2 separate regions of the Homo sapiens genome follow, and region 2 is linked to region 1. The links are chromatin loops, found by intact Hi-C in ENCODE. Cell type or tissue: gastrocnemius medialis. All regions are shown on one strand. Links, peaks and the distances in the headings refer to the core of each region. The heading gives the core; the rest is flanking DNA. Region 1 overlaps LOC100505774 (a long non-coding RNA gene). Region 2 overlaps PPP1CB (protein phosphatase 1 catalytic subunit beta).

Region 1 (15,550 bases), core at 2,378-10,377:
GCACTCTGCTACCTCATAACTTTCTAACTGGGTTTGCAGAAGAGATCAGAACTTGAGGATATAAGATCATGCCAGCCTTATCAAAGAAGTCATGTCTGCAGAAGCAACAGGTTTGCAACACAATCATTGCAGCAACGATCCAGATACACACTGATATCTGTTGATTCAGGATGACACACATGAGGGTATGAGTCACACACCTGACCTCCTCAAGACATCTTAAAAGTTCAAAGGGAGGCCGAGGCGGGCAGATCACGAGGTCAGGAGATTGAGACCATGCTCGCTAACATGGCAAAACCCTGTCTCTACTAAAAATACAAAAAATTAGCAGGGCGTGGTGGCGGGCGCCTGTAATCCCAGCTACTCAGGAGGCTGAGGCAGGAGAATGGCGTGAACCCGGGAGGCGGAGCTTGCAGTGAGCCGAGATCACGCCACTACACTCCAGTGTGGGTGACAGAGCGAGACTCTGTCTCACAAAAAAATAAAAAATAAATAAAGGTCAAAGGGATTTCCACCATACTCAGCTTGTTAAATCTCTGAAGTGGAAAGATCAATACTCCTCTAGCCCAACTCCAGCCCAAGACTCCTTCCTATGCCTAGTACTCTGTGCTGAGAAACAGGGAGTCGCAGAAGGAACTCCTTCAAGAAGCTTCTTATTCATTTTTTTAAAAAAATCATTATAATAGCTACTTCTTTTTTTTTTAGTACTAACTTGAGGCCAAAGGCTTTATATGTTTCAATTTGTTAAATTCTCATAAAAACCCTATGTTTAGATTTAGCTTCACTTAGAATATAAGGAAACTGAGGTTTATCATGATTAAGTAACTTGCCTTACCTCACACAGCTAATACACGGAAAAATCAGGATTCAAAACCCAGTCTGTTGGGTGGGCACAGTGGCTCATGCCTGTAATCCCAGCACTTTGCGGGGGCCAAGGCAGGCAGATCACTTGAGATCAGGAGTTCAAGACCAGCCTGGCCAACATGGTGAAACCCCGTCTCCACTAAAATATACAAAAATTAGGCAGGTGTGGTGGTGCGTGACTCTAGTCCCAGCTACTCGGGAGGCTGAGATGGGAGAATTGCTTGAACCTGGGAGGCAGAGGTTGCTGTGAGCCGAGATGGCGCCACTGCACTCCAGCCTGGGCAACAGAGCAAAACTCCATCTCAAAAACAAAAAACAAAAAACAAACAAACAAACAAAAACCCAGTCTGTGACGTCACACTATACTCCATAAATATGTACAATTATTGTGTCAATTAAAAACAAAATTTTAAAAATAAAAAATAAAAATAAGTAACATTTTAAAAAACCCAGTCTGTTTGCAACTCCAGAGTCCAGGCTATTAACTGCTATGGTATAATTGTTTTTCCAGAGGTATGGAGGAAACATCAAAAGATTATAAAACATAGTCACTGTTAAGTATGTCAAACTTATGTATTTTTATTTAAATAATAATCTTGAAATTGATACAGTATATGCTGGATCATCAGGCAGTGCAACTATAACTAAGTCCTGTCACACAATATAAAGGCTCCCTTTTCTGTTGATTTCTAGCCAAGAGGAGGCCAAACAAATACCATGATGGCTCACTGAAAGAATGAGGGTTTTAGGCTGGGCACAGTGGCTGATGCCTGTAATCTCAGCACTTTGGGAGGCCAAGGCAGGAGGATTACCTGAGGTCAGGAGTTCAAGACCAGCCTGGCCAACATGGTGAAACTCCATCTTTACTAAAAATACAAAAATTAGCTGGGCGTGTTGGCAAGTACCTGTAATCCCAGCTACTCAGGAGGGTGAGGCAGAAGAATTGCTTGAAACAACTGGGAGGCGGAGGTTGCAGTAAGCCGAGATCACGCCATTGCACTCCAGCCTGGGTGACAAGAGCGAAACTCCGTCTCAAAAAAAAAAAAAAGAATGAGGGTTTTACAGTAAGTTGAACAGAAGCAAGTCATGGGAGCTTCTCCATGAAGTCACGTAGCACACAGCAGTACAGGCATGCTGAGCACAGAAGGACCTTCCCTTAGGTGTCATCCTCACACTGGGAGCAGACATATTACACAGATCTCATTATACTGTAACCAGCATTGCACACCATGTTGACTCATCATTTTGAGAATGAGCTACTTGGCTGTTAAACTGCCTCAGTCTCTAGTGAGAATTGTTGAAAAGTAAAATTTTTTCCCAAGTCTCCCCTTAGCTATTTTTCTTTCTTTCTTTCTTTCTTTCTTTTTTTTTTTTGTTAGTAGGGACAGGGTTTTGCCATGTTGGCCACACTGGTCTCGAACTCCTGGCCTCAAGCAATGCGCCCGCCTTGGCCTCCCAAAGTGCTGGGACTACAGTGTTTTTCTTTCTTGATGATGCAATATTTAGTCATAAATATCCTCTGAAATCTTCTCATTGTCCTAATTAAAAGAAGAAACTTTTAAGAAACCAGAAGATAGAAGCCTGCTAGACCAGTCCTCCCATATGAGTCGAACATCAAAGTCGTTTATGAAAAAGGAAGAATCACAAAGTTTCAGTTTGTTACAACATTAGAGTAAGAGAGAAAGAAGCATAGAAAAAGCAGTACAAATAGGAAGCACAAAATAAGGTTATAGAAATGAATCCAAATTTCAGTAATCATAGTAAATGTAAATGGATCAAATTGGCCTTTAAAAGTACAAAAAAAGTTAGAGTTTTAAATATTAGAAATCCAGATATATACTTTTTATAAGAGGCTTGCTAAACTGTAAGGATCAAGAATGACAGAAAGTATAAGTATGTAAAAAATAGAGGCTGAGCACAGTGGCTCACATCTGTAATCCCAGTGCTTTGTAGTACTGGGAGTTGAAGACTAGACCTGGCTACATAGTAAGATCCCATCTCTACAAAAAATACAAAAATTAGCCAGGCGTCGTGGTATGTGCCTATGCTCCCAGCTACTGGGGAGGCTGAGATGGGAGACTTGCTTGAGCCCAGGAGTTTGAGGCTTCAATGAACTGTGATTGCACCACTGCACTCCAGCCTGGGTGACAGAGCAAGACCCTGTCTCAAAAAAGTAATAATAATAATATATATTTTTTAAATTAGCTGGTCACAGCAGCATGTACCTGTAGTCCCAGCTACTCGGGAGCCTGAGGCAAAAGGAGTGCCTGAGCCCAAGGGGTTCAAGGCTGCAGTGAGCCAAATGCCACCGCACTCCAGCCTGGGTAACAGAGCAAGACTCTGTCTCTAATAGAAATTAAAAATAAAAGTGAAAATAAAATATATCTGGCAAATAGCCACCCCTTCAAAAAAGCTAATGTTGTTGTTATTAATATGAGACAAATGAGTTTAAGACAAAAAGCATTTTTAGGGATGAAATGAGTCACTATATTTGATAAAAATTTCACTGGAGGCCGGGTGCAGTGTCTCACGCCTGTAATCCCAGCACTTTGGAAGGCCGAGGAGGGCAGATCACAAGGTCAGGAGATCGAGACCATCCTGGCTAACACGGTGAAACCCCGTCCCTACTAAAAATACAAAACATTAGCCCGCGTGGTGGCGGGCGCCTGTAGTCCCAGCTACTCGGGAGGCTGAGGCAGGAGATTGGCATGAACCCGGGAGCCGGAGCTTGCAGTGAGCTGAGATAGCGCCACTGTAGTCTGGCCTGGGCAAAAGATCGAGACTCTGTCTCAAAAAAAAAAATTTTTTTTTCACTGGAGAGCTATAACAACTCTAAACTTATATGTCCTTAATAACATATCTTCAAAGTATGTAATCTAAAAATTGATAAAACTTTGTTTCAAATTGAAAACATACATGGTGATGAGGATAAAAAAACTGAGGAAGGAAGGAGAGAATAAACATATGTTGAGGGCTTACTATTTGCCAAGACTGTGCCAAATGCTAGGGAAACAAGGATGTGGAGACATAGTTTCTCCCCCCATAAAACTTCCATATGGAAATAATGTATAATGTGATAAAGGTTATAACAGTGGGATATACACTCTTTTTTTTTTTTTCTCTTGAGACGGCATCTTGCTCTGTCATCAGGCTGGAGTGCAGTGGCACAATCTCGGCTCACTGTAACCTCTGCCTCCCAGGTTCAAGGATCCCCCTGCTTCAGCCTCCCAAGTAGCTGGGATTACAGGCACGCACCCCCACACCCGGCTAATTTTTTGTGTTTTTTAGTAGAGACGGGGTTTCACCATGTTGGCCAGGGTGGTCTTGATCTCCTGACCTTGTGATCTGCCTGCCTCGGCCTCCCAAAGTGCTGGGATTACAGGTGTGAGCCACCACACCCGGCCCAAGGGATATACACTCTTAAAATGAATGATGGAAGACAGGATGAAGTTACTATCTGAATCAGAAGAGGAGGGGGTAAAGGAAAACTCATATAGAAATATTTTGAAATGGTCTTAAAGGATGAGTAAGAGTTCACCAGATAGACAAGGGGCAGAGGGGCGAGGACTAGGGAGAAGAGCATGTCAAACAGAGGAAACAATACACACCACCAGCCAGAGAGGTAAGAAAGCATAGCATGTACAGAGGTCTAAAGCATTGGATAAGTAAATTGAGGAAGAAAAAACATTTTTACTGGTAACGATTTCACATGCATGAAGCCTTAGTTTCAGTGACATTTACACACACCAGAAAGAAGAACTGGACAAGGTTCCTCTTCAGCACAGAAGTCACTAGAAAAATATAACTAATCACATGAGGGATGGGAGGAGTTTAGAAAGCTACCAGTTTAATTTCCCTTGGCAAATCCTGCAGTGCAGATTTGCTAAGTTCCAGTGTAATGCACTCTGGTGATGTCATTTTAGCCTCGGATGATTGCACATCCCAAACAACCATGTGACTAATACCCTCTGGCTGTCACCAAAAGTCTAAACAATATGAGCAGCAGTGCTCAGCCTCAGCGTGCTAGCAAGCTGCCTTAGTTCCTCACTTTCAAATTACAATCTGACTTGTTACATGTAATAAACAGGAGGTGAGAAAGGAGAAAGAAAAACAAGTGTGGAAACTATTCCATAGTAGTGCTATGACCTAACACATCCATTTGATTTCAGTTGGCAAGGGAAGCAGAAGATCCAGTTTGACACAAGAAATCAAGAATGGTTGCACAACAGGCTGAGTTGGGAACATCCTTTATATATTGTCAGTCTCTGCCATGGCCGGTAATTCACTCAATTGTGAACAAAATATCTTACAGAGTAGCCAAAAAGTTTTAGAAAATAATGTGCACTTTTTTTTTTATTTTTTTCCCCTTTCATACCTAGTCTGGTAGAATAATCTGCACTTTAGAAGGGACGGCTTTTCTTTCTTTCTTTTAGACAAAACTGTGCCCCTTGATTTTGGATCCCATTTATGCTGATACTTTTAAATAAGCAATTTTCTCATGTGCAGTGGGAATTGACACCTATCTAACCAATTTTTATTTTGTTGATGAAAACTGAAAGCGGAAGCTAGAAGAATGGGGGGATTGTCCTCTTTTCTATATATTTTTTTCTTTTTGATGTCCTTTACTTCAAGTTAAGCCTGGTGTTTGCTTTAATCACAGCAGAAAGCATTTTCCATTTCAGGGAAAGGAGAGAACAGGCCATAAACCCTGTCCCCTGTTTGTTCTCCAACTACCCATTTTTGTCCTTTGCCCTGCCATGTCTTTTCCCCCTCGTTTGCTTCTCCTTTCTTTGTTGATTTCTCAGTTCTTTTCTGGCCTCACTCAAAATGGCAGAAATTACGCAACCTAGTACTTTTTTACACAAGCTCCTTTAGTGTCAAGGATTCATCAAGTGCCTGCCATGTGCCGGAACTGTTCTAGATGCCGAGAATACTACCATGAATGAAATAGACAGAAATCCCGGCTGTCATTGGGCTTTGTCTGAGGGCCATTGGGGAAGGCCTCTCAAAGGAAGTGATAGCTGAGCTGGGATCTGAGTCATGAAGAGGAGTGAGCCCAGGGGACAACAGCTGCAAGAGTGTGCCAATGGGAGAGACCAGCCCAGCAAAAAGGAGAAGCATAAGTCTGGTGCATTCCAGGGACAGGAAGGAATGGGGCAGGGTGCCTTTAAGAGAAAAGCATCAGTTTGGATGAGGAGGGATGTAGGGTCGGGAATACAAAATAAGAGTAATTATGGCTGGGCACAATAGCTCACACCTGTAATCCCAGGACTTTGGGAGGCCAAGGTGGGCGGATCACTTGAGGTCGGGAGTTAGAGACCAGCCTGGCCAACATGGCGAAACCCTGTCTCTACCAAAAATACAAAAATTAGCTAGGCCTGGTGGTACGTGCCTGTAATCCCAGCTACTCGGGAGACTGAGGCAGGAGGCAGAGGTTGCAGTAAACCAAGATCGCGCCACTGCACTCCAGCCTGGGCAAAAGAGTGAAAGTGTGTCTCAAAAAAAAGAGAGAGAGAGAGAGAGAGAGAAATTAACTTAGGGTGAAAGGCATTTTGCCCACAACAAAGGAGGGATTCCTCTAGATCCACCAGATGGAGGAAGGTTTGAGAGAACAAAGATGATGGTTGGGTTCCAGGGTCTGAGTAGAAGCAGGAGAAGGAATCCTCTTTTTTTTTTTTTTTGAGACGGAGTCTCGCTCTGTTGCCCAGGCTGGAGTGCAGTGACGTGATCTCGGCTCACTGCAAGCTCCGCCTCCCGGGTTCACGCCATTCTCCTGCCCCAGCCTCCCTAGTAGCTGGGACTACAGGCACCCGCCACCACGCCCGGCTAATTTTTTGTATTTTTAGTAGAGACGGGGTTTCACCGTGTTAGCCAGGACGGTCTCGATCTCCTGACCTCATGATCTGCCCTCCTTGGCCTCCCAAAGTGCTAGGATTACAGGCGTGAGCCACCGCGCTCAGCTGGAATCCTCTTTCTTTAGAGGTGTGAAGAGTGGGAACTGGGGACCAGTAACTCGGAGAGGCAAGGCCAGGTTCATGGAAGACTGGGGGGACAAATGGACTGATGGCAACACACAAAGACGCACACTTATGCAGTCACATGTGCACAAAGCGACAGCAGGCGCCTTTTCAAAGTATGCCGGGTTGAGTGAAATGACCTAAACGTATCTTTTTATACAGTAAGCAGGAGGGCAGAGACCCTCTTTTTATAGACTACATTCTCAACATTTTTAAAAACATTTGCTCCTGGCAGGGCGCGGTAGCTCACGTCTGTAATCCCAGCACTTTGGCATGCTGAGGCGGGAGAATCACTTGAGGTCAGGAGTTCAAAACCAGCCTGGCCAAAATAGCGAAACCCCATCTCTACTTGAAAAATAAAATACAAAAATCATCTGGGCATGGTGGCACAGGCCTGTAGCCCCAGCTACTCGAGAGGCTAAGGCAGGAGAATTGCTTGAACCTGGCAGAGGGAAGCTGCAGTGAGCTGAGATCGCACCACTGCACTCCAGCCTGGGGGACAGAGTAAGACTCTGTCTCAAAGAGAAAAAAGAAAAAATTGTTCCTTTTCAGTAAACATAAAAACCACATACCCTTGTTTAAAATGGTTTGAAATTTCAAACTAAATAGAGTGACTGGAAAAAACATGCGGGCAATTTCAGAGTATGTTTCTTCAAGTTACTTAAGCCTCCTCCACCCAGACTTTGGTCTGGAACCTTCTGATCTACCCACTTTCCAGGTGAATCCCAGCTGAGCTGCTACAGCCTGGTAAGTGTTGCCAGATCTGCATAGCAGCCTCAGGCTGGGCTCATTAACTCTAAAGGAAAAAGAAAAAGGCAACAACTTAGTGGGCTGCCAAAACTGGTTTTTTCGTTTGTTTGTTTTTGTTTTTAGGCAGGATCTCACCATATCGTCCAGGCTGGAGCGCAATGGCAAGATGTCACTCACTGCAACCTCCACCTCCCAGGTTTAAGCCATTCTCCTGCCTCAGCCTCCTGAGAAGCTGGGATTACAGGCGCCCACCACCACACCTGGCTAATTTTTGTATTTTTTAGTAGAGACAGAGTCTCGCCATGTTGGTCATGCTGGTCTCGAACTCCTGACCTCAAGTGATCCACCCACCTTGGCCTTCCAAAGTATTGGGATTATAGGGGTGAGCTACCGCACCCAGCCCAAAGCTGTCTTTAAAAATATATCTGTGGATTTAGCCGAATGAAGGAGATGAATGCTGAGTTATGAAGAGAGAGCTTTGCCTTGCTTCAGAGAGCAAAGCTTGGCTTAGTGACTAAAAGTTTCTGGAAAAAAGTTTCAGAAAAAGATTTCATTAAAAAAAAAAAAAAGTCAGCCGGGCACAGTGGCTCATGCCTATAATCCCAGCATTTTGGGAGGCCAAAGGGGGCAGATTGCCTGAGGTCAGGAGTTTGAGACCAGCCTGGCCAACGTGGTGAAACCCTGTCTCTACTAAAAATACAAAAATTAGCCAGGCGTGAAGGCACCTGTCATCCCAGCTACTCGGGAGGCTGAGGCAGGAGAATATCTAGAACCCAGGAGGCAGAGGTTGCAATGAACTGAGATCATGCCACTCCACTCCAGCCTGGACAATAAGAACAAGACTCCATCAAAAAATAAAAATAAAACCCACCAAAGATGAGAACTTTCTGACTAGTGGAAGTAGTTGACACCCAGCACTGCAGGTGAGCTATGGTATAAAGCAGGTACCTGACCTGGGTCTAAGGTCCCTTCTAATTTTACATTCTATGAATTAATCTATATCTAAAGACCATGAGCACAGTATTGAATGAAGATGTTCACAAACATAGTCATTCTTTCTCTCTCTTCAGAAATAGCTAGATAAAAAGAACTATCAACATCACTAGCCATCAGAGTAATGCAAATCAAAACCATGATGAGATTACCACTTCCCACTCACCAGGATGGCTATAATAAAAAAGACAGATAATAACAAGTGTTGGTGAGGATATGGAGAAACCAGAACCCTCACACATGGCTGGCAGGAATGCAAAATGGTATAGCCAGTTTGAAAAATAATCTAGCAATTCCTCAAAACGTTAAATGTCTCCTAGCACTTTGGGAGGCTGAGGCGAGCAGATCACAAGATCAGGAGTTCAAAACCAGCCTGACCAACATGATGAAACCCCGTCTGTACTAAAAGCATAAAAATTAGCTGGGCGTGGTGGTACACGCCTGTAATCCCAGCTACTCAGGAGGCTGAGGCAGGAGAATCGCTTGAACACGGGAGGTGGAGGTTGCAGTGAGCTGAGATCGCACCATCGCACTCCAGCCTGCATGACAGAGACAGACTACGTCTAAAAAAAAGAAAAAAAAGAAAACTACTCTCACAGAAAAATGAGAGGCAAAATTTCAGCACGACTTCTATTTGTAATTTGCTAATTAAAGTGGGCATTCTACCATGTAAATATCTGTGCCTGAATTCTGACACAGCCTTTTTTTAAAAGAATGATTTATCCTAAACTTCCAGATAGTAGCACTGTGAAATGCAAACAGCAGAGACCTCTGACCTGTATTCCACGTTTAACAAACACACACAAAGCTGATTAAAAGACATGGAGGTGGCCGGGCACAGTGGCTCACGCTTGTAATCCCAACACTTTGGGAGGCCGAGGCATGTGGATCACCTGGGGTCAGGAGTTCATGACCAGCCTGGGCAACATGGTGAAACCCCGTCTCTACTAAAAATACAAACTAGCTGGGCGTGGTGGCGTGTGCCTGTAATCCCAGCTACTCAGGAGGCTGAGCCAAGAGAATCACCTGAGCCCGGGAGGTGGAGGTTGCAGTGAGCTGAAATTGCACCATTGCACTTCAGCCTGGGTAACAAAGCAAGGCTCTTTCTCAGGAGAAAAAAAAAAAAAAAAAAAAAAAAAAAAGACATAGGGGTGCCTCTGGCCCTGGGATCCAGCCCCTCCATGCTGGTCCAGTGCAACTCATGACCCTAAACATTTCTTCTTGAGATAACACCATTCAGGATTCACAGAAACACTTCTGTATCTCTCTTGCCCTATGTCTTCAAAACAAAAAGCTTTGTGGGTTGTGTTGCTGCTGACATTAGGGGAAAAAAATGGCTTTGCAAAGATTTGAGTGGCAGAAACTCTTACGTAAAAAAGGACAAATTAATTAAGTTGTCAAATTCCTCCTTTCAGAGAATATGAATGCAATAGATTCTTGCATTACCAAGTATCATTGGCTAGGAATGCTGAGGATCCCTTTTCCAGCTTCTCTGTTTTCCAACTCCGAGTTCTGGAGGTACTTGGGAATTAAGTGGCATTTGCAACAGTTGCACATTGTGCATTGTGACCATGGACATTTTGCAATAGCAAACAATTCTTATTACGTTTTTTCCCCCAAGACAAGGTCTGGCTCTGTTGTCCAGGCTAGAGTGCAGTGGCACAATCTCAGCTCACTGCAACCTCCACCTCCTAGTCTCAACCATCCTCGCACCTCAGCCTCCCAAATTGCTGGGATTACAGGCGTGCACCACCACGTCCGGCTATTTTTTGTATTTTTTGTAGAGATGGGGTTTCACCATATTGTCCAGGATGGTGGCTCATGCCTGTAATCCAGCACTTGGGAGGCCTAGGTGAGAGGATAGCTTGAGCCAAGGACTTCAAGATCAGCCTGGGCAATACAGTGAGACCTCTTAAAAAAAAAAAAAAGTTCAGCTTTATTTAAATGATTTTTATTTAAAATGTTGGTATTCATATATTTTTATTTTGCCTTCTAATTTTAATAGGCATAAATATTTTAAAACAATAATTTTCTTGAAGATATACAAAGTAATTATGATCTTAAAATTTACAATCACTTTAACTTACATTTTGATGAAAATATGCTCAAATTTTAAACACAATTACCTTCATTTTTAACTTGTTACATTATTACTATCAATTGAACACAAATTACATGAAAATCTTTATTGTAACAACATAGTGGTTTTCCTGAAATGGAGAAAATAAAATAAATGTTGTGGAATACATAAATAAAAACATAAATAATGTCTTTTATTAATCATAGAAAATGTCATTAGCTCCTCTAAACATGTGCAATAATAACTAAAAATTAGCCATCTTTTTTTGCAGTCTTTCATAATACTTTATCAACACCATAGCTTTACAAATGTTTTTAATGGACCAGGCACAGTGGCTCACACCTGTAATCCCAGTGCTTTGGGAGGCTGAGGCAGGAGGATCATGAGGTCAGGAGTTCGAGACCAGCCTGGCCAACATAGTGAAACCCCATGTCTACTAAAAATACAAAAAATTAGCTGGGCGTGGTGTCAGGCGCCCGTAATTCCAGTGACTCAGGAGGCTGAGGCAGGAGAATCGCTTGAACTGGGGAGGCGGAGGTTGCAGTGAGCTGAGATCGCGCCGTTGCACTCCAGCCTGGGCAACGAGTGAAACTCCTGTCTCAAAACAAAACAAAACAAAACAAATGTTTTTAATGATGTTATGGATTTGTCAAGATTGAAGTATAGAGCACATTTTGTTTAAAATGTTTTGGCTTTCGGCCAGGTGCAGTGGCTCACGCCTGTAAATCCAGCACTTTGGGAGGCTGAGGCAGCCAGATCACTTGAGGTCAGGAGTTCCAGACCAGCCTGGCCAACATGGTGAAACCCTGTTGGCTGGGTGAGGTGGCGGGTGCCTGTAATCCCAGCTACTCAGGAGGCTGAGGCAAGAGAATCGCTTGAACCTGGGAGGCGGAGGTTGCAGTGAGCTGAGATCGTGCCACTGCACTCCAGCATAGGTGACAGAGCAAGACTCTGTCCCCCTCCCCCCAAAAAAAGAAAGGCCAGGTGCAGTGGCTCACGCCTGTAAATCCAGCACTTTGGGAGGCCAAGGCAGGCGGATCACAAGGTCAGGAGATTGAGACCATGCTCGCTAACACAGCGAAACCCCATCTCTACTAAAAATACAAAAAACTAGCCAGGCATGGTGGCAGGCGCCTGTAGTCCCAGCTACTCGGGAGGCTGAGGCAGGAGAAGGGCGTGAACCCAGGAGGCGGAGCTTGCAGTGAGCCGAGATCGTGCCACTGCACTGCGGCCTGGGCGAGAGACTCTGTCTCGGAAAAAAAAAAAAAAGAAAAAGAAAAAGAAAACTACATCCCCCTCAGGCAGACATAATACAAAGGAGGCCCTTTCTTCCCTGCAGAATCAGCCCTGCACCAGGGAGCCAGACGCAGCAAGAGAAGCCAGGGCTGGATTTTTATCCCTAATGTCCCTCTTGGTTGGGCACCTGGCACAGGGCACAAGCTGCACTCCCATATAAGTGGCTCTGGCCTAGGCAATGGCATCACACTAGAGTAAGGAAAGTGACCCAACTTGTAATGGCAGGCATATTAGAGCAGAGATTCCAAAATTTCATTTCATATATTCCTAGGTGCCTCTGACCCCCACCCCCAAACCACAGATCAACCACAGGAGGTCCTTTTCACCTGCTGTGTAATAGAGGGTTTTTGTTTATGTTTTTGTTTTAGTGGAAGGGATTTTACAACTTTTAAAATATATGTATATATGTTTAACCCCTGATCTACTCCCGCCACACAGCCACATCATGGACCCTGGAGGCAATGGAATAGGAAGGACAGCAGTGGGGGCTGGGAGGGCAGGGGGAAGGAGACTTTTCAGGGACATCCAAAGCCACTGACTTTTGTCCCGTACTCCAGTGGGTGTGCTCCTCTCCTTGACCCCACCGGGCACCATACTTTATAGTTACTTAGAATTTTTGAAGACCTTGGCTGGGGGGTCTCTCTGATAAATCCAAATTACTATGCTTTTGTTAAAACTTTTACATGCCAAAGCAGGCAAACAACAGATATTTTTTAACATCTACATTTGAAAACCATTCTGGGTATACTTCACTGTAATATACAGCCAGCAAAGCAACCATAACATTTCCTCATTTTCCTGAGTAAATTTAGAAGCAAACATTTTCAGAATATGAAATTAAATAAAAGGTCATAGGACAATGAATAATATGCTGTGTGTGTGGTTAATTATACTTGTTCTAAAAAAAAGTCATCCTAGCCTCTCTATAAAAATTGTGTGTGTAGCTATTTCACTTTGAAATGTCATAGGGTTACTCTGTTTCAAAAAGAAAATGGAAAAGCATAAAGATATTTATTTAACCCTGAAAGAAAATATTTCTTAAGAGAATGTAATGTTTAATTCCATATTGTTTCCCTTTGTCCTGTGGCTGGTTTATAAATATGGAAGGCACAATTCTTTGTGCTATTGAAATTAAGGGTTCACGGTATTTTTTGTCTTTTCAGGGAAAAGAATCAAACAATTTAGATACAGAAAAGATATGATTCTTTCAACAGCTACTAAAATCTGACAAGCCATTTTAATCATAAGGTAGATAGCATTATAATTTAATCTTTTCCGTGATGAGATAATCTGTACTTTTAACTTCAAACAAGATGCTTAATATTTAATACTTCAGATTTCAAAAGTGAAACATGTCTGAAATACTTGAATGAAAGTCACTTGTCTACCTATTTTTTATTTCTGCTGTAATTAAAGCAGGGAACTTAATTGCAAGTGAACTCATTCTAATACTCCAATAAGACAAAATAAGCAAGCCATGTTATTAATAGCGATGACAGAAGTGATCGCTCTGGGCAGTCTGGCAAATACTTACCTGTGACTGGGAGGTTCACCTAAAAAAAGCCACACTGAGGTCACTTTTGCTTTTTGGGGTAATTTCGCCCTACCATGCTCTGAGAGATCAGAGAAGGATTTTTCCTCTAAACTTTTTCTCTTATTGTCCTAGGATTTACACTCTTGCTTCTTCCAACTGGTGTATTAAAAATTACTAGACACCTACTAAGCGCCAGACACTTTCCTAGCTGTTAGGAATAGAAAGAGAAAGAATATGGTCTGCAGTCCAGGAGCTCAGGCTAGAGCATTCTATGCTATGTGCTATGCTAGAGGCACGCACAAGGCTCCTGGTCCAGCCCAGCCCTCAGATTCTGCGTCCAGAGCAGATATTCAGTTTCTTCACCTGGAAAATTTCTCTAGGGTCGACCTAAATTCTAAAATGTATATGATTCTAGTTAGCGGCTCACATTATTTCAAATAAGGTGTTTAATAGCTAAACTGTATGCAGCTATAGTTACTTTTTTTGTTTTGTTTTTTGTTTGTTTGTTTTTTGGGACAGGCTCTCACCCTGTTGCCCAGGCTGGAGTGCAGGGGCATGATCTCATCTCACTGCAGCCTCCACCTCCCGGGTTCAAGAGATTCTCATACCTCAGCCTCAGGCACGCACAACCACCCCCAGCTAATTTTTGTATTTTTAGTAGAGATGGGTTTTCACCATGTTGCCCAGGCTGGTCTCAAACTCCTGAGCCCAAACGAACTGCCTGCCTCTGCCTCCCAAAGTGCAGGATTACAGGTGTGAGCCACCGCACCTGGCCAGCCATAGTACTTCTATAATGTTGATGCCAGAGTCTCTTCTTGGCTCCTCTGAGTGTTTTATGTTATTAACCTACTTAAAATCTCACATTTACATTTTATTTGTTGGGGGGAGGTGTTGTTGCGGGTAGTTTGAGAGTGTGTTACCCCTTCAATCCACCTTCCTTTGATGGAGAATGATTTTATCTTATTCAAGTTACCCATTTGCCACAGATTCATAGTCTAAAAAAATTTACTTGTCTTTGATCCTTTTGAAATGAACAAAATGAGTAGGAGACACACTCCTATTTTAGAAAAGAGAGGACTTAAAGTGGTTCTATCTTGCGATTTATTGGGCGGGTTCTTGCCAGTGAATGAAGCTGATCCCGGCGACAGCTTGGTTTGAATCATCCAAGCTCATGGGGTTTGCTGATTTGGGAATCACTCTGTTCTCTATAGCTCTTCTGCTGGCCACTTCTGAATAAGTAGAACCATTCTCCAGCTTGAGTGTTATTTTTTTGTTTTGTTTTGTTTGAAGAGGTTTCAAGAAGACCAAGGCAAAATCAGATGAATTGTAGATCAGTGAATTTCCACTGGGAATTAACAGGGATAAAATCTTTTTCAAACTACACAGAGCTCCCCACCCCACCCCTGTCCCCATCCCTATCCATAGCAGCATTCAAGAATCACTGCAATAAAGAGTGAAAATAGGCCGGGCGCGATGGCTTACGTCTGTAATCCTAGCACTTTGGGAGGCCGAGGTGGGCGGATTGCCTGAGCTCGGGTGTTCGAGACCAGCTAGGGCAACATGGTGAAACCCTGTCTCTACTAAAATACCATTAAAAAAAAAAAAAATTAGCCAGGCATGGCAGCGTGCGCCTGTACTCCCAGCTACTTGGGAGGCTGAGACAGAAGAATGGCGTGAACCCGGGAGGCGGAGCTTGCAGTGAGCAGAGATTGTGCCACTCTACTCCAGCCTGGCGACAGAGCAAGACTCCATCTCAAAAAAAAAAAATTAGTGAGTGAAAATAGGAGTCAGAACCTGGAGCCCAGGGTTCCATCGATGGTTCTGTCACCACCTCTCCGGCTGCTCTGTGATCCTGGTTTACATTCTGGTCATACATGAATCTGCTCATCTGCATATTTTGAGTTAAAGTAAATAAAAATTTTAAGTGATTTAAATTCCAAAGAATAAAATATGTAATGAAAAAGCTGTAATAGGAATGATATATTTAGACTGCCTACTAAACTTACCCAAAAAAAC
Region 2 (15,550 bases), core at 7,315-15,314, 60 kb after region 1:
GGATATTCAGCTTTTATTACTAACAAATAGTCATGTAACTGACAGTGGTTAAGTTCATTAGAGCAAATGAAGTTGACCATTGATGCCTGTGGTTCAGTAATACCTGATTAAGATATTTTTCCACAAAAAAACTGCACCAGACTTCAAACATCCTACATTTTCTCAGACTTTGTAAAATAGTCCAACTAAGTATTTTTCTACTTTACCATCATCAGTTGTGACATATCTTAGCAGATTACACTTCAGGTTGTACTAAAATAGTTTTTCTCAGCTGCTTTGAGAATATTCTTGCCTCTAGTTGTTCCACATAGATTATTTATAGAGGGTAACTTTTCAGTCACTTCGAATGAGGATTGGCTCCCCAAATAACAAGTATTGGTAATACCTGTCATCGAGAGCCAAGGAACACCACTCAGAACCATTTGGCTTGTTTTTTAATTGTTTACTAATTTTGCTCCCAGTGTTCTCAACTCTTCAAGCACCGTTTTTACAGAAAGGCTAATGGCGTTTAAAAGTTTATTGTCTCAGCTGGGGTGGTGGCTCACGCCTGTAATCCCAGCACTTTGGGAGGCCAAGGCAGGCAGATCACGAGGTCAGGAGATTGAGATCATCCTGGCTAACATGGTGAAACCCCGTCTCTACTAAAAATACAAAAAATTAGCCGGGCGTGGTGGCGGGCACCTGTGGTCCCAGCTACTTGGGAGGCTGAGGCAGGAGAATCGCGTGAACCAGGGAGGCAGAGCTTGCAGTGAGCCGAGATCACACCACTGCAGTCCAGCCTGGGCAACAGAGCAAGACTCCATCTCAAAAAAAAAAAAAAGTTTATTGTCTCAAAAAATACATAGTTCTTCAGCTTTTCCAATCAGATACAATTTAATTAACCCACCATTGATAAATGACTTAACTTGGCTAACAAATGGGCCACTTGGAAACTTGAGTTGCAGACTCATTTTTATTTTTGTGAAGAAATTCTGCTGTGATGAGATTTCATTTTAATTTTTTAAAAAGTTCCCTTACCATTGCTTTACTATGAATTGGGAATGCTGTGGTGAGTGCTCCATCTGGTAACATCAGTATATGTTGTGGTTTTTTTTTTAGCACAGCTACATAATGACTACAATGCCTTAGCACCCAATTAAATAACATAATCCACACTTTATTGTGTCTTAAAAACACAACATTCAAAGTTCACTTTTTTTGCTTTGACATGATGAGTATGCACTGGTAGTAAAAGTAAATAAAATGTTGCAGTACAGCAATAATCGTGACACCCATGACGCTGCCAGGTTGTAACTGCATCTGTATAATTTGTGATGCACCGAAAAGCAGTGTGAAGTGATGAGAGTACCATATGTAGTCCATCACAACTGCTCAGCTCTGCCATTGTAGCATGAATGTGTCCAGTGATAAATAAGTGGCTATGCTTCATTAAACTTTATGGCCACCAAAATTTGAGTTTCATATAATTTTTATATGTCACAGAGGATTCTTTTGTTTTGCTTTTTTGCAATCATTTAAAAAATGTAAAAAATTATTCTTAGGCCCCTAGCCATGCAAACACTGGCATTGGGCTAGATTTGACCCCTTGGCCTTAGTTTGCTGAATACTGGTGTAGTTTTTCTGCCTTTCCTAATGTAAACATGATTGTAGAAAGATAACCTTACTGGAAGTCAGGAAACCTTGGTGCTCCCACCAAAGTTGTGTGACTGATTAAGTCAGGTGAAATAAATTGGGATTAGGAGCCATGGTGTCTAGTCCTTGACAAGTCATTCCTCAATTTTTTTAATGTAATCACCTGAATTTCTAGTGTATGCATAATCACATTTTGTGTGCCTCTCGGCAGCCATTCCATTGTTGAAGAGGCAGCCAACACAGAAAATTGTTGAGGGGTTTTGATCTTTGACAAGGGAAGCGTATAGTGTGAGCTCACCAGTCACCCTGGCTTTTTTCCCTGGAGACATTTCCTAGTTTGTGGCATAGGGGAAATAGATCCCAAATAAAAAGTGACGGTCTCACTGGGCTAAGGAAGAAAGGTGGAAGTTTGGGGCCACTAAAGCAATTGAAGCTTAAGTCCAGGAGAGGAGAGAACCACATAAAATCTAACCTCAAAATCTGCAGTCAGGTCCCTCTAAAGTCATTGACTGACTTCAGAGGTACACATAAGCAAGAGAAGAAACCCAGCAGAAAACAGTAGCTGAAAAGCTAAAGATCTGAGCAGACATTTCAGTATCTAATGCCAGAGAGGCAAAAATGGAAGTTCAAATCCTGCCAAGTTAGAGGGGCCTTATTACACCCTGAGTTTTCCACTGTGGCCCCATCATGACCACTGCCTAAGATTGAAGGCAAAACTAAAACAGACCAGCCCTCAGGAAAATGAGTTACTGCTGTGCTGCTGCTAAAAGGAAACAGCCTTCTTTGGAGAAAGGTATTATCTAAAACTTCTACAATTTTGTATCCATAATTCAGTATTTCATTCACCAAAATAGGATATGCTGTTTTGGACAAGCTAATGAAACTGAATTGACCAAAAACCAATAGAAATTATCTAGTGCTGACAGAAAAAAAAAAGTGTACAGAAGAAAGCATGAGAGACTTATGTATTGCTGATAGACAGTGGAAAGGTCTATCATGTATAATAGGAATCCCAGAAAGAGAGGAGATAGACATACAATGGGATGGAAATATTGACTAATAATTTTCCAAAACAGAGATATCCAAGCACATATTAAAGAAGCTGTGTGATTCCAAGCAGGGTAAATAGAGAGAAAACCATATTGAACATAGCTGCTAGAAATCCAAGAGAAAGAGAAAATGTTAAATGCTGTCAGAAGAAAAAATTCATTATCTTCAGGGAACAATAATATGAATGATGGCTGATCTATCACCTGAAACTGTGGAAGACAGAAGACAATAGAATGGTGTTCTCTTTAAAGCACTGAAAGAAAAAAAATGACAACCTAGAATTCTTTATTTATTTTGAGATGGAGTTTTGCTCGTGTGGCCGAGGCTTGGAGTGCAATGGCGTGATCTTGGCTAACTGCAACCTCTGCCTCCCGGGTTCAAGCGATTCTCCTGCTTCAGCCTCCCGAGTAGCTGGGATTACAGGCATGTGCCACCACGCCTGGCTAATTTTGTATTTTTAGTAGAGGCAGGGTTTCTCCATCTTGGTCAGGCTGGTCTAGAATTCTAAATCTAGAATATCCTTCAATAGTAAAGTAAAATGAAGACAAACTAAAGCTCAGAAAATATATTGCTGATATGCTGACACTAGAGAATATTAAAGCAAGTTCTTTGTGTTGCAAGAAAATAACAGATAAAAGCAAAGAACTGCAGAAAGAAATGAACAATGGTAAGGATAAATGTGAGTAAATACAAATTCTGACTGTTTAAAATAATAGTTGTGGCTTGTGGGATTTAAAATATGTGGAAACAAAAATACGACAACTGTAGAACAAAAGGCTGGAGGCGGGTGGTAATCAGTCAAAAGTGTATTTGTAATCTCTAGAGCAACCTCTAAATGAAAAAAGAATATATAACGAAAAGCTAATAGAGGAGAAAATGGAATAGTAAAAAAATAACTGATTACTCCAAAGAAATGCAGGGAAAGAGAGAGGAATGAAGAACAGATGGGACAAACAGAACAGATGACAGAATGGTAGACTTAAACTCAACTTCGTCGATGATTATATTAAATGTAAAAGGAGCAAATATTGGCTGGGCACCGTGGCTCACACCTGTAATCCCAGCACTTTGGGAGGCCAAGGCGGACAGGTCACTTGAGGTCAGGAGTTCAAGACCAGCCTGGCCAACATGGTGAAACCCTATCTCTACTAAAAATACAAAAATTGGCTGGGCGTGGGTGCCTGTAATCCCAGCTACTCAGGAGGCTGAGGCAGGAGAATCGCTTGAATCTGGGAGGCAAAGGTTTCAGTGAGCTGAGATCATGCCGCTGCACTCCAGCCTGGGTGACAGAGTGAGACTCCATCTCAAAAAGAAAAGGAGCAAACATTGAAATTAATGCAAAGCTCAGAAGACCTAACTATTATAGATACTGTTTACAAGGGATGTATTTTAAATCTAAGGACACAAATGAGGAAGTAAAAAAAAGGGGGGGGGGAGGGGGGTGTGGGGGAGACGATATCATGCACACATTAATCAAATGAAAGCTGACTTGGCTATATTTATGTTGGAAAAAGCTCTAAAACCAGAAATAACACTAGAGGTAAAGAAGGGCATTATATAATGCTAAAAGGATAAATTTAATGGAAAAATATCTAAAATTTTTATATATGTAATAGTATAGGTCTAAAACTAAAAGGAAAGGTTGACAACTATTATAAAAAGTTAAAATAGACAAAACCACAACCATAGATCAGTGCCCCTCTTTCAGTAACTAGTAGAACAAACAGGAAAAAATCAGCGAGGATAAAGATTTGAACAACACAGCCACCCTGACCTACTTGGCGGACATAGAACACTTCACTCAATAATTTCAGGATATATATGCTTTTCAAAATATGTATGAAACATTTACTAAAATATACCATATGCTATACCATAAAGCACCCCTCAGTACATTTGAAAGAAATGACATCACAGATGTCAGCCAAAATCCATTTAATGAAAAACGTGAAAGACTGCCATACTAGAGTATATAACATTGCTGAGAGAAATAAATAAAAGGAGAGATACCATATTTGTGGATTGGAAGACTTGAAATTGTGAAGATACCAATTCTGTCTAGACTTACCTACTTATTCCCTGCTCCCCCCCCCCCACCCTTTTTTTTTTTTTTTGAGGCAGAGTTTCACTCTTGTTGCCCAGGCTGCAGTGCAGTGGCACGATCGTGGCTCACTGCCACCTCTGTCTCTTGGGTTCAAGCGATTCTCCTGCCTCAGCCTCCTGGGTAGCTGGGATTACAGGCACCTGCCATCACGCCTGGCTAATTTTTGTATTTTTAGTAGAGGCGGAGTTTCACCATGTTGGCCAGGCTGGTCTCTTCCTGACCTCAGGTGATCCACCCACCTCGGCCTCCCAAAGTGCTGGGATTACAGGCATGAGCCACTGTACTCGGCCTTATTCCCAATTTAACACCTCACAAGTTTGGGGGTGGAGGGGCTAGACACAAGCCAATTTTAAAACATTTGAAAGTTCAAAAGGAAAATCTAAAGAACAAAATTGGGATGTTTATATTACTAGATACCGAGACTTTATAAAAAGCCATAGTAATTAAGACATTGTGGTATTGATGCAAAAATAGACAAATGGGGTAATGAGCTATATAGTGGCTAAAAACAGACCTGTTCCTGTATGGTCACCTGATTTTTCTACAAAGCTGCCATTGCGGTTCAGTGGGGAAAAGGATGATCTTTATGATAAATGGTGCTGAATCAACTGGGTATCTGCTTAGATAAAAACCTTGACCTTTACATCAAACCATACACAAAATTAATTTGAGATGGGTTATAGAATGAAGTGGGCTAAAACAATAAAATATCTGGAAGGAAACATAAGGAAATATGTTTAGAGAAGGCAAGAATTTCTTGAATAAGATGCAAAAGGCCTTAACCAAAAAAAGATTGACTAAGATTTTTTAAGATTTAAATTCATTAAAGAACTTCTGTTCATCAAAAGATAGCATGAAGAGATGGAAAAAGTCCAGTTTTAAAGAATGAACAAAAGACTTAAAACGAACTTGTCCAAAAAAAAAAAAAAAGATAACCTAAAGGGTCTATTAGGCACATGAAAAAGATACTCAATGGCCAGGTGCAGTGGCTCACGCCTGTAATCCCAGCACTTTGGGAGGCCAAGGCGGGGAGATTATTTGAGGTTAGGAGTTCGAGATGAGCCTGAGCAACATGGTGAAACCCTGTCTCTACAAAAATTAGCTGGGCATGGTGGTGTGCACCTGTAATCCCAGCTGCTCAGGAGGCAGGAGAATCCTTGAACCCGGGAGGTGGAGGTTGCAGTGAGCCATGATCTTGCCACTACACTCCAGCCTGGGTGACGGAGCGAGACTCCATCTCAAAAAGAAAAAAAAGGGTACTTGACAACCTTGGTCCTCGGGGAAATCAAATTAAATCCAACGAATACCACCATATACCCAACAAAATGACTAAAATTAAAAATACTGATAATTTGCAGTATCAGTAAAGATATGGACCAACAGTGTTAGGAGGATTATGAATTGGTATAGCCACTTTGGGAAACTGATGGTATCTACTACTTAATGAAATAAACTGACCCGAGCAGTTCTACTGCTTTGTTCTATACATACCTAAGATAAATATGCCCATGGATATTCATAGCATTTGTAATAGCCCCAAACTGGAAATAATCCAAATAGAGTAGTAAAGATATTGTCATATGTTCATAGAATGGAATACAGGTTGAATATTTTTTATCCAAAATGCTTGGGACCCCAAGTGTTTGGAATTTGGATTTTTTTCAGATTTTTGAGTATTTGTATTATACTTACCAGTTAAGCATCCGTAATCTGATAATCTGAAATCTGAAATGCTCCAATGAGCATTTTCTTTGAGCATCATATTAGCACTAAAAAAGGTTTCGGTTTTGGAGCATTTTGGATTTCAGATTAGGGATACTCAGCCTGTATTTCAAATGACTGTTAAACACAATTATATGGATGTATCTCACAGATGCAATAATGAGCAAAAGAGCATTCTTATGTTTCTTTTTATCTAAAAGTCTAATTCACAAATACATCAAATCAATATATACTGATAGCAATAAGGATAGTAACCTCAGGCATTACTGTCATTAGTTAGGGTACAAGGGAATCTTCAGGGTTGCAGGAAGCATTCTGTACCTTGATCTGGATGATGGTTACTCAGGTATATAGATAGTTTAAAATTCGTTGAGTTACACCCATAAAGTTAGTATACTATATGTATGTAATATGTTAAAATATTTTCTAAACAGTAGTAAGTATGGTAGATATTTGCTATCATGGGATTTTATCTGGTCTGAAATTACTACATGCTGAAAATTTCTAGGAAATTTTTGATCCAAAAATTTTATGTGGTGAAGTGGAAAAAGTACTGGCCTTTAAGTTAGAAGACTAAGTCTGAATCCCTCTCTGCTGCTTCTCACTCCTATCAGTCTTATAAAACCTGGGCACTGTGATCTTATGCGAGTTATTGAATCTCTGTCATTGTACAGTGGAAAGAATAGCTTCTCTTTTCAGTTCCTGGGGTGTGAAAAGGATTAAATGAAATGATTGATGTGAAGGTGCTTTGCACCTAATGAAGTATGCTGATTTATAATATTTTTATAATCCAGCAGCGTTCAGATATCCAAACACTGGAATCCCTCATGGATGCTGTGATAGCAGTCTAGTTGCCCTGTGTAACAGGTTGCCCGGATGATTTCTTCCTTTTTTTCAGAAGTCTTGAGAGTACATAAAGGAGCAGGACTTTTGAATTGGAAGACAGCTGGGATTGCCCTGGGACATCTGCCTTATTCTGTCCAACCTTTGGCTAATTTATTTCTAATTTCTAAAACTCTTGTCAGAGTTTTAAACATTGGGAAAACCTTTAGCTTCTCTAACTGCATTCATCAACTCTTAAGATGTGACTGATTATTAAATGCACTTTTATGTGCCACTAAGTTGGTGGGGGGGGCTGCCAATTATAATTGTAAGAAGCTTTTAATTGCAAGAGTCTCACAACTTCAGAGATATTAGTTAAGGGAGAAATGTGCATCCTACAGTTAGTGAAAATATAAAAAGTTTCTGTGCAGTGTGTTTTTGGTAAATTTTTAGTTTCTGTGGATTTGCTTGACTTACAAGTTGAAGCACTTTATAGTTCTGTAAAAATGTTACACAATTACTTGAGAAGTGAAAATTATACAGAGGGAATAAAATAAATACTAGGTAAAATATTCACCACTGTCATTTGAATATTTTAAATTGACATATTGAAGTGACCCACATTAGTCTTTTGACTTAGTAGTCAAGTTACAACTAAGTTTTGATAATGTACTGTTCTTCTTGTTCATTGCTGTTCTCTATAAACAACTAATACACAGTAGACTCTCAAACATTTGTTGAATGAGTTAATACAGTTTGTAAGTACTTTTAGCTGTGTGTTTGTTATCTGAAAGCAGTTTGAGACCCTTAATTCTTCCAAGGCGAATACTTTTTTTTTGAGACAGAATTTCGCTCTTGTCTCCCAGGCTGGAGTGCTGTGGTGCGATCTCGGCTCACTGCAACCTCCACCTCCTGGGTTCAAGGAGTTCTCCTGCCTCAGCCTCCCAAGTAGCTGAGATTACAGGCACCCGCCACCACTCCCGGCTAATTCTTGTATTTTTAGTAAAGACAGGGTTTCACCACGTTGGCTAGGCTGGTCTCAAACTCCTGACCTCAGGTGATCCACCCACCTCGGCCTCCCAAAGTGCTGGGATTACAGGCATGAGCCACCGCACCTGGTCACATTTTTTTTTTCTTAAACTAAAATCTTCCACATTTAAAACTAAAGCTGAGATGTCTTTTTGGTGTTAGAAAAACCCAAATATGCATCAGAAGTAGGTAATTGATGTTTGAGAACAAGCACTAATGAAGCTATATCAGTTCCCATAATAAAAGCAGTTCTGCTGATCATTGTTTTGAATTTCAGGGATAGTCTTATAAACTAGCATATTTGCTAAAGCACATTTGAATGTTGTCTGTGTCTCCTGTTTATTGCCTCCTTTTTACTTTTATATTAATATATTAATGGAATATATAGCTTTTGCATGTGGAGGCCTTTTTTTTTTTAAAGCCTCTTATTGACCTGACAAAGGAATCAGCAATTTTTAGCAAGAAATATGTGGAATTTTATTTTACTTTGGAGATGGGGTCTCACTCTCACCCAGGCTGGAGTGCAGTGGCACGATCTCAGCTCACTGTAGCCTCTGCCTTCTGGGGTCAAGTGAACGTTCCACCTCAACCTCTGCCTTGAGTAGCTGGGACCACAAGCATGCACCATCATGCCCAGCTAATTTTTTGTATTTTGGGTAGAGATGGGGTTTCATCGTGTTGCCCAGGGCGATCTTGCGCTCCTGAGCTCAAGTGATCCACCCACCTTGGCCTCCCAATGTGCTGGGATTACAGGTGTGAGCCACCGTGCCCGGCCTTTATTTTTATTTTGCAGAGACAGGGTCTTGCTCTGTCACCAAGACTGAAATGCCCTAGTGCCATCATAGCTCACTGCAGCCTCAACCTCTTGGCCTCAAGCAATTCTCTACTATGCTAGGCTAATTCTGTTTTTTAAAAACATCTTTTGTTGACACAGGGCCTTGCTTTGCTGCCCAGGCTGGTCTCGAACTCCTGGCTTCAAGCAGTCCTCCCGCTTTGACCCCCTAAAGTGCTGGGATTACAGGGGCAAGCTACTGCTCCCAGCCTATTTTCTTTTCTTAAATGCTCTTTCACTTAAGATTAAATGAGAGCTCAGCTGTAAATTTAAGGTTAAAGGGAGTCAGGGGAGATGGTGATGAGAGGAAATGATTACAAGTTGAGTTCAGTGGGGCAAATAAGGAACTCTTCTGTCTCTCCATGCAACATTCTGTTCCCCTTCATCCCACAAGTTACTGGAAACCATATTATCTTATGGCTCAGTAATGCAAAGATGCCTCACTCCATCTAAATAGCCTTTAGAGGTTTTAATATAATGATCTATTGGGAATGTAACGATAAGTTAATTTTTAATACATAGCTGATATCTTTTTTGTATTTCTTTTGATCAGAAAGTAGAGATAGGAGTTGCTAAAATTTTGGGGACTGCTGGTAACATTCCAAGAAAGTGTGTGAAGCTAAATCACCTACTGACAATTACTATTTAATCTCCCTTTCTTCATAGCACATTGTTCTTAATGAGGCTGTTTTGACATCCTACTAGATGCGAGATAAGCAGGCCAGACCTTAAAGGGTGCGGGCTCTGAAATGTTTTTTTGTGTGTGTTTTTTTTGTTGTTGTTTTTTTTCTGTTTGTTTGTTTTTTTTTTATTTGAGACGGAGTCTCGCTCTTGTTGCCCAGGCTGGAGTGCAATGGGGCGATCTCAGCTCACTGCAACCTCTGCCCCCGGGTTCAAGCGATTCTCCTAACTCAGCCTCCCAATTAGCTGGGATTACAGGCATGCGCCACCACACCTGGCTAATTTTGTATTTTTGGAGAGATGGGGTTTCTCCATGTTGATCAAGCTGGTTTTGAACTCCCGACCTCAGGTGATCCACCCACCTCAACCTCCCAAGGTGCTGGGATTACAGGCATGAGCCACCGTGCCCGGCCCTGAAATCTTTTAAGTCTCTTTGGCTACTAGGCCCCAGGTTGGTCACAGGACAGCAAAAAACAGGACTGCATTTCATCAACAGCAGACTTGAGGAGCATCATCAGGAACCAGTAACAATGAAAATAGAAGTCAGAGATCATAGAATAACATTATTTTAAACCATGGGACCAAATAGGGTAATTTGCTGCCTGTGTGACTTTTCTGATTTTTAAAGTATGGGCATGACTCTTTTTGAAAGATTATTATGAGTAAATTTTAGAAAACTGACTGTTTTATTTATCGTTTGTCAGTACGAGGATGTCGTCCAGGAAAGATTGTGCAGATGACTGAAGCAGAAGTTCGAGGCTTATGTATCAAGTCTCGGGAGATCTTTCTCAGCCAGCCTATTCTTTTGGAATTGGAAGCACCGCTGAAAATTTGTGGTATGTAAATGGGTAAAGTTGGAAACAACTCTTTTGAATCATGTTTTTCCTCCCATGTTTAAGATCTAGAGAAAACATTTTTTGAAATTTTTGTATAAAACAGATCAGTAGGCTTTACTAAATAAAAGTGTATAAAAATTGAAACTTATAAAAATGACAAGTTACAGACAAGATGAAAATACTTGCTATATATCAACAGATAAAAGGAGTTCTATTTATAATATATAAAGAGTTCTTATAAATAAGAGAAAGGCGATACAGTATAAAAATAACATAGGAAGAGGAAGGTCTTAGAAGAAATTCAAATGGCCAGTAAACATAAGGACGTCAGCTTCTTTTTTTAGTAATCAGTGATGTGCAATTTAAAGCAAGTCTCCAACTCTAGTCAGATTATAAAAAAATACCAAAGATTGATGTTTAGTGTTGTCAAGGATGTCACGAAAAGGGCATCATAGTACACTGGTTAGAAAAAAATAGGTGTATAATTTAGAGGGTCAATATGGCGATATCTGTGGTCTTCTAACTTTGATGTTATTTAAATTTGTTTTGAAGATTATACTACTTTATACCTTGTATTCTTTTAAGTTTTACAGTGACTTTTTTACAGTCCTTTGTACAGTGCCCAGCAAATAAGAGATACTCGCTAAGTAAATGTTTGTTTTTTGTTTGTTTGGTTGGTTTTTCTTTGAGACAGAGTTTCACTCTTGTTGCCCAGGCTGGAGTACAATGGCACAATCTTGGCTCACTGCAACCTCCACCTCCCGGGCTCAAGTGGTTCTCCTGCCTCAGACTCCTGAGTAGCTGGGATTACAGGTGTGAGCCACCACGTCTAGCTGACTTTTTGTATTTTTAGTAGAGACAGGGTTTCTCCATGTTGGCCAGGCTGGTTCTGAATTCCTGACCTCAGGTGATCCACCTGTCTTGGCCTCCCAAAATGCTGGGATTATAGGCATGAGCCACCGCAGCTGGCCAATAAATGTTTGTTGAATGGATCAGTTAACTTAGAATATCACACCTTCAAGTAAGAGGTAGTAGTTCAGAATTTGGGGGAACTAATCAATCCCCTGTATAAACTTAAGCAAATGTAGTTACTTAGAGGTGATCTTAAAATTATTAGAATTAAAGTATTCTTTGAAGGTGTTCTTTAAAATGTAATATAGAAATAACTTGAAGGTAATGGAAGTTATTTGTACTACATATTTCTAAAGGTTTACTATTTGTCTCCATATTTGGTGTTAAAAAGTGACGTAAGTTAAACTACCAGATAATAAAATTGTTTTAGTTACCTATTGTTGTATAATAAATCATTCCAAAACTTTGTGGCTTACAGCAACATTAATTTACCATCTCACAATTTCTGTGGGTCAGGAATTCAGGAACAGCTTAGTGGGTCCTCTGGCTCTGGGTCTCTCACAAGGCTCCAATTAAGGCGTGATCTCGGGCTGCAGTCATCTGAAGGTTGAACTGTGAAAGGATTCAGTTCCTTATAGACTGATGGACTAAGAGCCTCAGTTCCAAATGAGCTGTTGGTCAGAGGCCTCCCTCAGTTCTTTGCTACGTGGGATGCTTCATTAGACAGCTGGTTTCATCAGCGAGCATGGAAGAAGGTGAGAGAGTGCAAGCAAGATGAAAGTCACAGTCTTTTGTAACTTAATCTTGGAAGTGACAGCCCATCTCACTTTCGCTTATTAGAAGTAAGTCACCAAATATAGCCCATACTCAAGGGTAGGGGAGGATTACACAGGATGTGAACATTGGGAATCATTTCATAGAAGCTGCTTATAACAGTAACCAATTTTTCTAAAACTGACTCTTTCTCTTTTTAGGAGATATTCATGGACAATATACAGATTTACTGAGATTATTTGAATATGGAGGTTTCCCACCAGAAGCCAACTATCTTTTCTTAGGAGATTATGTGGACAGAGGAAAGCAGTCTTTGGAAACCATTTGTTTGCTATTGGCTTATAAAATCAAATATCCAGAGAACTTCTTTCTCTTAAGAGGAAACCATGAGTGTGCTAGCATCAATCGCATTTATGGATTCTATGATGAATGTAAGTGAAAATAAAGACTTAGAAAAGTAATTCATGGAAACATTGCCTAATAATTTTCTGGTTCAGAAGAGTTGCTTTGATTCAGAGTTTTTTCAAAATAAGATCTGTCAGGCATAGGCCAGGAAGAGGAACCTGAAACTGGGAAACATGTTACTAATTAAATTGGTTCCTTGAGATCTCCTTGGTCATATTTCAGATTGACTGCAGCTTACTTGGCTGAAGAGGCTCTTTTAAAATTAGTTTATCTAGTAAACTATCCAGGTGAAACAGAAGTCACTGTAGGCAGTGGCCCTTGGTTTTCTAGTGTCCATTAAGGTTTTAACTCTCGGCATTCTTGTGGTATGACAGCTTTTATTAGTCCTGTGTCACAAGAATTATTGAGAAGTTCTGTGAAACTATTTAAAAGTCAAAGTTTAATATTATTAGAATTTAAATCTATGTCTGTAAACCTTGAAAGATAAAGATACTGAATACTCTGGGGTATCCTTATTTTACTCTCTTTTTCATTAGTAGGAAATCAACGATTTGGTATTGTATGTTTCCAAGTGTTATTATTAAAATACCCTACTAGGTTCAAATATGGTCTTTTGGTTTTATTAGAATACGGGAGTAAGTATTTATTTGGTTAATTACTACTTAGAATCAATTATAATCTTCAAATTGAATTTTTTATTGCTGTCTTCCCTATTAGAATCTACTTTTGCTTTTTTTCAATCCTTAATTATGTTAGAGACCTATTCAAACTCATATCTCCTTGATTTATATAATGATTTGACAAAGTTTGAGGGTATGTTATATGTGCAGGCACTATTGTGAACACAGTGCGTGAAGCAATACACAATACAGATGATCTCTGTTCTCATGGAGCTTACATTTTTTTTCCCAAGTGTTTCTCCAGCATTGATTGGCCTTCCCTGTCCAGCCAAATAGCAGGTCATCAGCCTAGCTGGGACTGTATGTCCTTGTAGTGAAAAAAGGCTGTATCAGGCTTCCAATGCTTAATGAAAATAGCCTTTCTTTTTTCTTTTTTCTTTTCTTTTCTTTCTTTTTTTTTTTTTTTTTTTTTGAGACGGAGTCTCGCTCTTCTTGCCCAGGCTGGAGTGCAATGGCACGATCTCAGCTCACTGCAACCTCCGCCTCCCGGGTTCAAGCGATTCTCCTGCCTCAGCCTCCCGATTAGCTGGGATTACAGGCATGTACCACGTTCCCTGGCTAATTTTGTATATTTAGTAGTAGAGATGGGGTTTCTCTGTGTTGATCAGGCTGGTCTTGAACTCCCAACCTCAGGTGATCCACCCGCCTCGGCCTCCCAGAGTGCTGGGATTACAGGTGTGAGCCACGGCGCCCAGCCATGAGCTTACATTCTAATAGAAATGATTCTGTATTTGATTTTGTATTGTATTTTTATTTCTGAGATGTAGTGTGTGGTTTGAATTATTTAAATCAGACTAGCAGAGAGAAAGTGGGTTGGAGTACATCAAACTACAACATTCTTCCTAAAGCTACATCAGAAATGGAGGTATATTTTTAAAGGATAAAAGATAGGCAAGAATGTCTTTGGGGATAGAAATGACATCAAATGAAATAATGTATGGGAGAGCAACTTGTAAACAGTGCTTTGAGTTATGTACTTACTCATTAAGGGGCAGGTTGTGGCATAAAAGCACAGGAAGTTAGTACTTGTGTCTTTCATCCCTTCCCTAGCTTAGTAGTTGTACCTTATTACCAAATTCAGGAAAATCGAGTAACTCTAAAAAGGTGAACATACACTTGAGGTTGTCTTTGTCGTAGCTTTTTATGCTAGGCTACAGGAAAATTATAGCCTTTGTGCCTCTATTTATACTTGCTATAGTGCCAAGTTGTAATTCACACAAAAGAATACTAGTTAAACACTTGGAAATTTTCCTTCCTTGGCAATAAGTTTATACTGTGTTAATCAATGCATTAGTGTTAAAATGGACAGTTTCCAGAGGCACCTTTTCACTTCTGCTTGCTTATTTGGCTAGGTATTTAACTAGTCCACACACTGAACGGAAAAAAATGAACTAAGAGCCTATTAGACTGTTTAAAAATTGCTATATTATACTGATCTTAAAAGACAAAAATTGTTTGATGTATTTCATAAAACACCTAGCACAATCTTTGGGATTTTTTAAGTGTTAAATTTGATTAGGTTTATTTTATTTGTCAGAAATTCTATGTATTTATGATGTACAACATGATGTTTTGAAGTATATATACATTGCAGAATGGTTAAATCCCGCTGATTTAACATATGCATTACCTCAAAAAGTTAGCATTTTGGGAGAAAACAACACTTAAAATTTACTCTTAGCATTTTACAAAGATACAATATAGTGTTAACTGTAGTCACTGTTATACAATCGATCTTCTGTATTTATTCCTACTACCCAACTGATACTTTGTATTCTTTGACCAACATCTTCCCATCCCACCCCTACCCCCAGCACAATCTTTGAAGTCTTGGTAACTTTACTGAAGGTATTGAATGTTTATTGTAGTTGTTGCCTTTTTGAAAGTACGTAAATAACATCTTTGCATTGTAGAAAAAGTTCTTCTTTATAGATAAACATGAAGAAATGAAGAAAATTGAAATCATTCATAATCCTGCGGCTTTGAGATAACTGATGAGAACAGTTTTAGATTTTTTAATTTATTCTATCTGTTCTTTTTACAGGCAAACGAAGATTTAATATTAAATTGTGGAAGACCTTCACTGATTGTTTTAACTGTCTGCCTATAGCAGCCATTGTGGATGAGAAGA

The links. A loop is a pair of places that touch in the nucleus more often than their neighbours do. Peaks named below come from ENCODE experiments on the same cell type or tissue, not always from the same donor. Only the 100,000 strongest peaks of a DNase experiment are listed, where the experiment ranks them.
Region 2: it touches region 1 in a loop (6-fold over the local background); 1 of 110 quality-filtered maps calls a loop at or near these places.

The regions. Positions count from the first base shown.
Region 1 is chr2:28,711,709-28,727,258 of GRCh38, forward strand. All of the region lies in intron 1 of LOC100505774 (a long non-coding RNA gene), which reads right to left. PPP1CB-DT (PPP1CB divergent transcript) reads right to left here. Exons shown (of 5, transcript XR_007086259.1): 5 at 10,560-11,298. Among named protein-coding and RNA genes, the nearest start is that of PPP1CB-DT, 32 kb to the right of the region's middle. RefSeq lists an enhancer at 11,274-11,774. In gastrocnemius medialis, for the core only: no CTCF peak of the experiment used is centred there; DNase peaks (open chromatin) are centred at 4,833, 5,863 and 9,573; H3K4me3 peaks cover 795 bases; H3K27ac peaks cover 3,814 bases.
Region 2 is chr2:28,766,275-28,781,824 of GRCh38, forward strand. PPP1CB (protein phosphatase 1 catalytic subunit beta) reads left to right here. Exons shown (of 8, transcript NM_002709.3): 2 at 10,577-10,708; 3 at 12,535-12,765; 4 at 15,464-15,550. Among named protein-coding and RNA genes, the nearest start is that of PPP1CB, 22 kb to the left of the region's middle. In gastrocnemius medialis, for the core only: no CTCF peak of the experiment used is centred there; a DNase peak (open chromatin) is centred at 12,277; H3K27ac peaks cover 7,854 bases.